Regions from separate parts of the Mus musculus genome. Here region 2 is linked to region 1. The links are chromatin loops, found by intact Hi-C in ENCODE. Cell type or tissue: left cerebral cortex. All regions are shown on one strand. Links, peaks and the distances in the headings refer to the core of each region. The heading gives the core; the rest is flanking DNA. Region 1 has its middle 19 kb from the start of Gm51972. Region 2 overlaps Trim9 (tripartite motif-containing 9).

What was found. Peaks named below come from ENCODE experiments on the same cell type or tissue, not always from the same donor. Only the 100,000 strongest peaks of a DNase experiment are listed, where the experiment ranks them.
Region 2: a loop joins it to region 1, with 1.8 times the contacts of the local background. A loop is called at or near these places in 2 of 42 quality-filtered maps.

The regions. Positions count from the first base shown.
Region 1 is chr12:70,400,697-70,406,076 of GRCm38, forward strand. No RefSeq gene overlaps it. Among named protein-coding and RNA genes, the nearest start is that of Gm51972, 19 kb to the left of the region's middle. In left cerebral cortex, for the core only: no CTCF peak of the experiment used is centred there; DNase peaks (open chromatin) are centred at 2,252 and 3,816; H3K27ac peaks cover 3,384 bases.
Region 2 is chr12:70,301,500-70,306,879 of GRCm38, forward strand. The region is part of intron 1 of Trim9 (tripartite motif-containing 9); the gene reads right to left. Among named protein-coding and RNA genes, the nearest start is that of Trim9, 43 kb to the right of the region's middle. In left cerebral cortex, for the core only: a CTCF peak has its summit at 2,674; DNase peaks (open chromatin) are centred at 1,025 and 5,004; H3K27ac peaks cover 2,384 bases.

The DNA of each region.
Region 1 (5,380 bases), core at 185-5,184:
TATAATCCCTAAGGAAATAGAAGTAGCCATTACAATTCTCCCAACATCCCTTCTCCTCCAAAAAAAGCAAGCCAGACGGTTTTCATGCAGAATTTTATCAGATTTTAAAAGAAGACCTAATACCAATACTTCTCAAATTATTCCACCTAAAGGAAATAGAAGGAACATTGCCAAAATCATTTAACGAACCGGGTTTAAAGTGTGTTAATGCATTTGCCTTAGTCAGCTTCATGCTACTGTAACAAAATACCTGAGCTAGCTTATGAAGAGCAAAGGTTTATCTAGCTCATAGTGTTTCCAGTCCAAGAAGGTGGGGGTGGGGGTGGGGTAGAGCAGAGGATGAGGGAGGGGGAGGGGGAGCAAGCGACAGAGCACATTCGCTTATACCACAGACCCAGAAGCAGAAGGAGGCATGGGTCCCATGATCCTCTTCAAAGCTATATTCCCACAGAAGTCAGGACCTTCAACAAGGTCCCATCACTTAAAAGTTCCACATCTTCCAAATAGTGCTGCTCTGGGGCTCAAACCTTTTGAAGACATTTGAAGTTAGAACATTGTTAAAATGCATCAAGTCAGAGCACTTACCTAAAACCTAGCCATATACTGATGGTTTTATTTGGGTTAGATAAGGAGTTAAGAGTTGCAGATTAATCCTTGCAATAAGTCAGAAAGTCAACATCTCAGCTGAAGCAAAGGCTGCCAGATTGTCCCCAAATATTCATCCCCCCCACTTCTGTACTCAAGGGATTTGTAGCCATTATAGGACTCAAAATTTGTCTGCATAGCATAGGCTCTCTTGTAAGCCAAGTGTGTGCTGCTGCTAACTTTGACTACAGGGATACACGTAGAAATGATGTCTCTCGGGATGTCTACCTCCTTCCCACTGACTGAACCCTCAAGGTAAGGGCAATGCCCAGACCAGCACCCTAATAGAAGGTCTTGAGTCCTGGGACAGTGGAGTTTTCACACAGCCCAAAGAAACAGAATTTCTATTGCCGAGAAAGAAAAAGAACCCCTGGTAAAAGTCCAGAAAAAGGGAGAAACACAGCATATAGGAAATATGAAAAAACAAAGAATTTAAAGTCAAAAATATGCCTAAAAATAGATAGCTAAAATAAAAGTGAGTGGGCTAACTTTCTCCACTAAATATGATAACTTCATCAGGTGAGACCTCATCAGTCAGACTTCGGTGCTAACAGTGAGTGAGCTACTGGGAAATCTGGGACATTAAGACGGGGGTTGGGGGGAGACAAAGACAAACAGAGAGAGAGAAAGAGAGAGAACTTCAGAGAAACAACAACAGAGAGGATTTGGTGTGCATATAGTTTTCCCAGAAAATGAAAGACCATTCTTTTAAGAAACTTGAAGTGCAAAATTCCAGGTGTTAGTAAATTTACTAAAAAATTGAATAATCGTAAACCTAAAAGCAAGACAGAGAAAACTGAACTTGATTGCTGAATGAGCCAAATGACCTCTAATTCTCAGGTAAGGGTGGCTAATCAGAGAGAATGGGGGAGGGAAGGAGGAAGGGAGGAAGGGAGGGAGAACAATGGTCAAGTTCAACCTTATGAGGTCAAGTGGAGGGAAATTACACAACTGGTGTGCAGTGTTGACCCCATCATTTCTGTACCTCTAGTGAAATCTACATACTATGTCACAAAGGGGCTTCTTGCCACTGAAGATGTATGGACAATGGACTTGACTCTAGCAGTGATGACGGAGAAACCCTCATCTTCTGGGGCTATCCGTGGATAGAGAGAATGAGGCATCCCCAGCTCTTGGATGTCTCGGGTTCTGCTTGTGGGCCACACCACAAGAACCTGCTGTTATTGTTACTCATGCTAGTCTTTGCTTCCTTTACGGATACTTGTCTGGACATCACTGGATTGCTAGCACCTGCTTTTGAGGTCCTGGGCCCCAGTGGCAGCCATTCTGCCTAGGGAAGACGACACAAATCCCCCTGCTCAGCCAGAGAGCACAGCCAGAAGCTATCACTCTGACACAGATGGGGGATGGAGATGCAGAGTCAGAGCCACACCTCCCTCCTCATCGCCGCTTGGAATCAACAGTCTTCTACTCACTTCCAAAAGTGTGAAGGGTATCGGTCTAGATCAGTGCACGTGGGGTTTGCTGGGGTGTCACAAACTACACTTAGAGCACTCAGTCTTTTTATCAGCTCCTTTGGTATTGATGTCCTGAGGGTCGCCTTCCTGGAGTCTAGGTATTAAGGATTCTGTGTCCTCTGCCTGTGATGATCCAATGAGAGAATAAACCAGGATCGACTGCCCTCCTTTCTCTTCCCACTATACTTCCTTTCTGAGCAATAAAGAAACCTACACACTAGTCTGCTATCTGCTGGTCCTCAAGTATAGCTCACCAAATGTCACTTGGACTCCAGGGATCTTGGGAGTCTGCTGCTGCTAGCTAATTTTGAGGTAAAAGACAGAGAACAAGGGTCTCATGTTGTTACAGCTAAACCGATTTTGCTGATGTCATAGCAACACTGAAATTTAAAGGTAGCATGAAGTGTGGCCCACGTTTTAAAAAGTCAAGTTATCAGTGCTGACATTTTCTGGCACCCAACACATATGGGAGACGACACTAATGAAAAACTGTCATAGTATGGCAGGGCTGGGGTTCATTTTCAGATGTTATAAAACACTGGTCTGTAGACTACCAACTGTAGGCTTCCAGAAGACCATATGAGCATATGAACGATCTAATCGCGTGATGACTTATAATAAAGGCTTTCTTTGATTGGCTTCGGGAAACTTGTAGCTCAGTTATTTATTAAGGTAAGTGACATGCTCTAGGCCTGGGCACATTAATTCCTATTTTTCTTTGCAGACATTCTAGAGAAGAGATATTTTTAAAATATCAGCTGTGCTTCATTTTCTTAAAATCAGGTGTTACATAAAATAGAAAAAAAAAAGATACCAAGATGTTGCTTTTCCAAAGCATATGTGCACCTGTTTAGAATTATGAATAATCAAATAACCTGACCCCAAACACTGTTACCATTGTAATCCTGAGCACAATATGACCTAGAAGTGGGGATTGGGCTGACTGGGGGAGGACTGTCTTTGGGTGTTGCCCAGATCATACTTTTCGGACGGTGTTTTCCCAGGCCTACCCTTGTACTTGGCTTGTGTTGACTGCTAGGAAGAGCGAGCTTGCTGAAGGTGTCCCCGGGGAAGTAGCTGAAGGTGTCCTGGGGAAGTAGAACAGTTGGCTTGAAAGAGCTAGCCAAGAAAACTCAGGAACTGTGTCAAAATGTCTGGAAGGTCATCCAGGAAGATCCAGCGAAGAGAGGGAGTCCAGGAGAGCTTATCAACAAACCCCAGTGATATAAATATTCAAACTAGTTTTCATTGGTCTAAATCCTATTTTTGCATCTGAGATGATGCCTTGTGGGAAAAAAAAATCAAGGCAACTAGGGCATGCCTGGGCACACCTGGGATTTTATAATAGTTCTAGCTCCAAGTAAAGGTTCTATTTCTTCCATTCACCTCATTCACCCCGCCCCTCCAACCTAATTCTTAGCTAATTCTCTCTTAGAGGAGAACCTTTTCAAAGGTTCACCATCATCTCGAATGAATCTCCTTTCCATGATGTAAATGGCCTCTTTTAGAGCTTAATTCTGCACAGCTGGACAAACGGGGGGGGGGGGGCGATCCAGGTTGCCACAGAAACTGCTGTTGGTGCTGGGGTTCTGTATGCTTTGCTCCTAAAAATAAGATGTGAAATGTACTGAGGGTGTGATTAGCACAGCACAGAAGGGAGCTTCTAAAAGGAGAGCCAAGCCTCCCGCCCCCACAGGAACGGGGGTGTTCTGCATAGCTGGAGGACAGGACATGAATCCCAGAGCAGATGCTCAACAGGGCTCCTCCCTCAAAAGGTGCAGGGGAAGACGAATGGGAACGGGGCTTTGGAAGAAGATAACAGTCTTCAGGCCAGCAGAATCCATATACATTTTAAGGTTAAGATGTCCTGAAATTACCCAGGAAGTAGACAGTGGCTCTGACCAAAACAGAATAAAGACAGATTCAGTAAGGAAACAGGATTGGATTGTTGGAGTCCAGAGGCCACCACAGGATGCTGTCAGACATCATCTTTCCCAGATGATTCCCTGGTCAGTTTGAAGGTGTCCCGTGACCTTCACTTCCTTATACAACTATAATTCTCCCTCTAAGTATTGTTGGGATCTGTCTTTTGGTAACTTCCTTTTGTTTCCTGTTTATCTCCCAGAACAATTTTAAAAAGTCAATTGTCACATTGCTTTTTTACTTAACATAACTTTCCACTTGACACCAAGATGGAGCAATTGGTCCAGGTTGCCACTCAGTTCAGAGACCCAGCCAGGTTGACTAGCCAGACTCATACTTTTTTTTTCAATGAAAAATGAGATATCATTAAAACCTTATCAACCATGTGCTGACAAGCTGTCTCAGTGGGCAAAGGTAGTTGCAACCAACAAGACGACATGAATTTATTCCCTGAGACTTGTGTAATAGGGGAAAAAATGACTCCTTAAAGCTGCTCTCTGGCTTTCTCGTGCTCACTACATGAGCATGTACAAACACACACACACACACACACACACACACACACACACACACACCACACACCTGAACAAATAAATTTAATATGTAATAACTTTATCAATCTGATGATTTTATTTAGAAGATTCATGTGTGCTTTCTAAGTAGAGTCACTTCTGATTCATCATCTCTTCTGTATCATGTAAAATGCATGCATTTTACACAGGGTAAATACCTCTACCTCTCCTGTTTGTTCATAGAAAATTTAGTGCTGACCGAAAGTCAACATCTTATGGGTGTGACTACAAAGTAGAGCGGCAAGGGAGTAGACTTCAGAGTCAGGGGGAAGCTGAGCTTGAATCGCACTTCCTCCACTTGAGAAATCTGTAATCTTTGATAAGTTATGTAACTTCTTTGAACTTTAGGTTTCTCGCCTTAAAAACTGAGATAATGAAATGTCATGAGTAATTAGAAGTAAAGAAAATTATATGCTCAAAATGTCAAATGTATACCAGTGGGTGCTCAATGAACCCAAGTTCCTTCTTCCCTGCCTTTGTAATCCTCGAGGTCTCCACTTCCGTTGTGGAGCACTGTCAATCAAAACCTTAGCTCCACATGCAATCAAGCCTAGAAAAGCCACCTGGGCAGGCAGTGAAGGGTCAGTCTCAGCAAATAAACCAGTAATGAAGTAAATCCCTTTATAAGCTGAATATAGGGAAATTATATGAGCTGCTGATATGAAAGAATTTGTTCCCTTGAGGAAGTTATAGAAAAAACTCACTGGCCACTAAAGTAGACTCAAAGTAAGAATGTATATACCATCAAGGGGAAAGCTGAGA
Region 2 (5,380 bases), core at 319-5,318, 99 kb before region 1:
TGCCAGGATCAATTGCTATCTTGAAATCTGCCTTCTTCATTTAATGTAACACAAATATCTTTCTACTTTTCAATAGCTACAAAACACTTAGACAATACTCACTATATGCCAGCTACTGTTTGTAATATTTTAAATATATTCTCTCATTTGGTTTTTGAGACAATTTTGCGGCTGATAGAATCTAACAGGAAGGTTGAGTTCTAAAGCCATAATACTGTTAAGACATAAAGCAGGATTTCCAAGGCAGGCAGTCTGGGTCCAGGGCTCATGCTATTAACTTCAAAGCTTCAGTGTGATGCTCTCTGTACATCATCACAATCTACATAATTAATCTCTTATTTCATAACTAGATTGCTTTCACATTATTGCAAAGAGCTGAAATGAAATTCCTGTTGTAACTATTTGACTATATTATAAATTATTCCTATTTCTAGAGTTGAACATGCTTGACCAACAAGCACTCATATTTAAAGAGTTTTGAAAATCAAGTTGCCAAAATTGCCCCTGGGGAATTATCATTTATATATCCATAGAAAGTGATAAGAGGAATCTTTTCAAATAGTATCAATGGAACATTTGTATTTGCAGTCTGGTAGGAAAAAAAAATCAATCAATCTTGAGGATGGAGAGATGCTCACAGATTAAGAGCACTGACTGCTCTCGCAGATGACCTCATTCAGTTCCCAGTGCCCACGTGGCTCACAGTTTACCTGTAACTCCAGTTCCAGGAGGTCCAACACTCTCTTCCGGCTTTTGAAGACTCCTGGCACACACACATATATACTCAGCCCAACACAAACATACATAAAATAAATCATATAAAACATTAAAATGTAGAATCTCAGTGTTCAAATGTAGACTTAAACATTGCCAGTGTGATATTTAATATTTAGTTGGGGGAGAGAGAAGCTTTGCCCCAGGCTTCCTAATGATCTTTTCCTGGCTCGGGAGAAAATTCTCACTGGTGATATTTGCAAAGCATTTGGAAGAAGTGCTGGCATGCAGAGGGCTGCCTGAAGCATTTGTTAAGTAAGCTTTTTCCCTCCCCCTGGTACTATTCTTAAGGCTGGCTTTGTGAGCTAGCGGTGGTGGCACACATGCCTTTAATCTCAGTTTTCAAATGTACTCTTAACCATTGCCAGTGTGATATTTAGTATTTAGTGGGGGGGGGGGGAAGCTTTGCCCCCAAGCTTCCTAATGACTCAAACAACTCATCCTGAATTTGGGGCCACATAGAACATCCTGTACTGAAAAGTTAAAAGTGACAGAAATTCAACATGGCTAATTGTTTCTTCCTTGGTTGGTTGTCATCTTGGGCATACTCAGTCTTCATATCTACAGCAACAAAAGTCTCAGAGGACAGACTGAAGCACCAGGTTCCTGGTTCCTGCTTATCCTGGTGATTTTCCTTGGCCCCTTTCTAGTTCTCCACTCTGTTTAAAGCTCCCATCTTTCCCTCTGGTTTCAAGTCTTTGGGTGTGTTATAGCAGAAGCATCCTGATCCTTAGGTAACATCACCCAAGAACCAAAGGGATGCTCGGACTTCTGGGTGCCCTTCTCCACACCAAGATGCCAGTTTTCCTTCTGCTGCTGAGGCCCAGAAACACTCAAAACCTAGTCACTTGGCAAACGCTATTTCTGCGAGGCCGAGTCTCTTCCACAAGCACACGATTTTACTTATGCCTAATTGGAAACGTGGCTGTGATCCACTGTTTCCAATCTTGACTGTCAACTTGATGAGATTTAGGACTGCTGTGGATACAAATCTCTGGATATGCCTATGAGAGATTATCTAGAGTAAATTGGGGTCAGAAGACCTATCCTAAATAGTGGCACCATAATAGGCTGAGACCCCTGATTGAAAGGAGAAGAGTACCAGCATCCATCTTTCGGTGCTTCCTGACTGTGGACACAGTGTGACCACTGCCTCCTGCCCTAGCCTCCAAGTGCTCCCCTTCACCTGAGCAGTGTCCCCTGGGTCTTCAAGTCACAACAAATCTTTGCTCCCTTAGGTTGCATTTGTCAGCTGTTTTATCACACTGATGAGAAAAGTAACTCCAGCAGAGGTGATTCTTCAGGGGAGAGGAGATCTAGACGCCAGAGCGAGGAGTGCCATAACACACACCATCTCTGCCACACCTCCACCCATTCTGAGAAGCATTCTTCTCTTCAGACTGGGACAGACATGATAAGGCCTGTGACACACAGGAGTCCCTCTTGGCCATATCGAGACGCCACTGGTTTGTAAGGAGAGCATGTGGGCACACGTGGTTCATTCCTGTCTTCGACTATGAGTCTGAGACATTTGTTTCTTTGTTATCAATGGCAAAACACACACGCTTCTCTGATAACCCTAACACTACATTTAAAAAGCTCAAACACAAAGAAAGGCAGTCATCCTTAGCACAGCTCTCCCTCTTAATACTGTTTCACAAACAAATTCAAACACCACCTTATTCTAACAGCTGACAAACTTTGGGGTATCTTAGCTAGTGTCTACATTAGATTTACATTTTGCCTTACCAGGACTGATAGCTTTGCCAGGATGCAGGATTTACAGGCCAATTTCGGTCTATAATAGCACAAGTAGGGATGATCAATATTACCCATGGAAATGAATTTAACTGCGTATGATTTTTTTTTCATTCTCTGCTCAATATCTTTATCAGCCTGTCTCTGTGTGAGTGAACTGCAGCTCTATCCTAGTGAAAATAGGAATGGTTTCCATGACAACTGTTTTCTCTCAGTGAGGTAGAATCTAAGGTTTGATTCCCACAGAAATACATCTTGCCACGGGACCTGGCTGATCTTGTAAGCGACTAAATGACTGTGTGATAATTTCCTAAGAAGAACCTGCAACAGGGCACACAAGCAGGGACAGGTAGCTCGAGGTGACGGATGGCTGGACCTACCCCTGACGTCACACAGAGAAAGAGTCCTGATGCTAGGCAGCACTCTCTTCCAGGACCTGGATGAGAACCTGACCCTCTCAGGAATAGCAGGGATGGTTCAATCCAATAGAGACAAGGGCTTCGATCTAAGGACATGTTACCTATAACCTGCCTTTCCTCCTCTTTCCTTGAAAAGAAGAGGTTTGCGGAGCTATTCTGAATGTGGCCAGGACACAAGAGTTCCTAATTATCTGCTGCTCAGTTAAGGGTATAAGTTACTACCGTCCATTTACCTCCATTTCGTCTCCTTAGCAACCCTGTTATTTTATTATATTGCTTTAAAAATGTATCAAAACATCTCAAATTTTTAATTGAATTAAAAGTCGAACATGATACGTGTTTTAAATAGTATTTTATAAATACACTTGCCAATAACACTCATATAAATAAATAATTTTTACATGTGAGTATACATTTTTTAAAAGCTCTCCATCTAGTAGACTATAATTCACCAAATGAATTCCATGTGGCCTCAAATCCCTGAGGACACTGAGATTAGGGTTCTCTTCTGAATAGTGGCCTTCCCGCTGAAGCAGCAGGCTCCCCAAAGACAGGTGATATTGAGAGCACAGATTTGAGGAGGGGACGCATGCACAGCTTCAGCTGAAACCACTCCTCACACCTCTGCAGAGGGCAGAGAGAGGCTGTATCAGTCCCCAGCATGGAGGCACATATGCTAAGAGAATGGTTTTAAAAGCCACTGTGTAGTTCCCCCAATACATAGCCTGTGCTGTTCCCACCCAGCAGAAGATGGTGGCTGCCACTAGCGATAAGTTCCAGCCTCTTCACATGGCATCTTGCCCTGGTCCTCTTAGCCCATCCCTTGGGGCCATCTCTACTTCTCCATCAAATACCCATTATCCTTTCACAGAAATTCATTCACATTAAATTTTTATCCAAACCAAAGATTTCCCTCTTAAATCTTTCATTTCTGATTGTCAAACGAGACTGTAGTTCAAAGGACTTCCAAGTGCAGGAACAATGTTGGTGAGGAAAGGAGTGGGCCTTGAAGCCACTTTAATGTCACGGCAGGCTAAAAGGCAATCTTGAGTCAGTCTTGTAGGATGAAGGCTTTTTTTTCTCCTCTGGGCATCTTCCTCTTTGGGATAACAATGTTCCTCTGAGGCCATTGGCAGCCTGGCCCTATGAGGAATGGCAGAGGGACTGACGTCCCCATGCCATGCACCATCCATCCCCAGGGCACTGAACATGACCTGCTTTGCTGCTGCTGGCTACTCCTCATATCCAGACCTGGTCCTAGCGTTTTCTGCATGAAGCAGGGACAGAGGGCTGGCCTTCTCACCTCCTGCCTTTAACCTTGGCTTCTCTCCAATGCAGGTGTGTGTGTGTGTGTGTGTGTGTGCGCGCGTGCGCGCGCGTGCGCGCGCATGCCTGTATGTGCTCATGCACCCCACAGTCCACCATCCCAGTCTTAAAACATTGAAGGACTAGGTGTGCATCATTCGGTAGGAGAACACTTGCCTATCATGTCCTAGGCCCTGGGTATAATCTCTGGAAATGCAAAACTAAACATAACAGGGCATTGTCTAAGCCTGTAGTTAACAATGTTCACAACACCTTGCTTAAATGAGGCCCTGACGCATATAATTGCATCTGTTGTCGTGCTAGAGAGCTAGCTTTCTACCTAGAAGGCTAGGTAGTGTTAATGCAAAACAAACAACAGGAACAAAGAAACCCAAGCCAGCAACAAGAAAAAACAAAAACACAGCTTTCCTCTTAAAGGGATCAGGAATGATTTATTCTGTAGCCATTTTGAGTGATTACGGCCCAGGGACACAGCTTTAGAGTATCCTAAACTCCACTTTACCTGGAAGTAGTTTCATGAAGTTCTATCTAGCTTTGCAGAACAAAGAAAGTGATAAATCAAGGCAAATCTAAAATACATTGGGAGCATATAAGAGAGGATTGGGGGATGCTCTTCCACAGGCCTAAGATCCAATCTGATGACAGCTTTGGGCTTGGTAGAAGCCAGTGGGTATGTTGAATTAGTAGACTCCAAAAGGTTTTTCTCTGTGAGTCACAGAATGTCAGTTCTGACACAGAGGTGGGCGAGGGATGGCTAGTGGGAGGGTGCTGAACTAGCCCCGAATAAGGTGGATGTTGGGCCTGTAACATTACCATGTCTCTGTAGCTCTGAGGTTGTAATCTATCCATCTCTACAGACACAGGCCTTTCTCATTCGCTCTCCCTTGGGCTCTGATGCTGAAAAGCCAGAGGAGAAAGGAGATTGGTGACACAGAAGCTTCATAGGAAACTTGCTGGGGGGAAAATACTACACCAGGTGCATGTGATTGCCTGTGCACGCACACACACATGCGTGTGTGCACATGCATGTATTTGTGCACACATATGCATGTGAGTGTGTTCAGTTCCACACAGACCTCAGATTCTGCAAGTCGTTTTGTTTT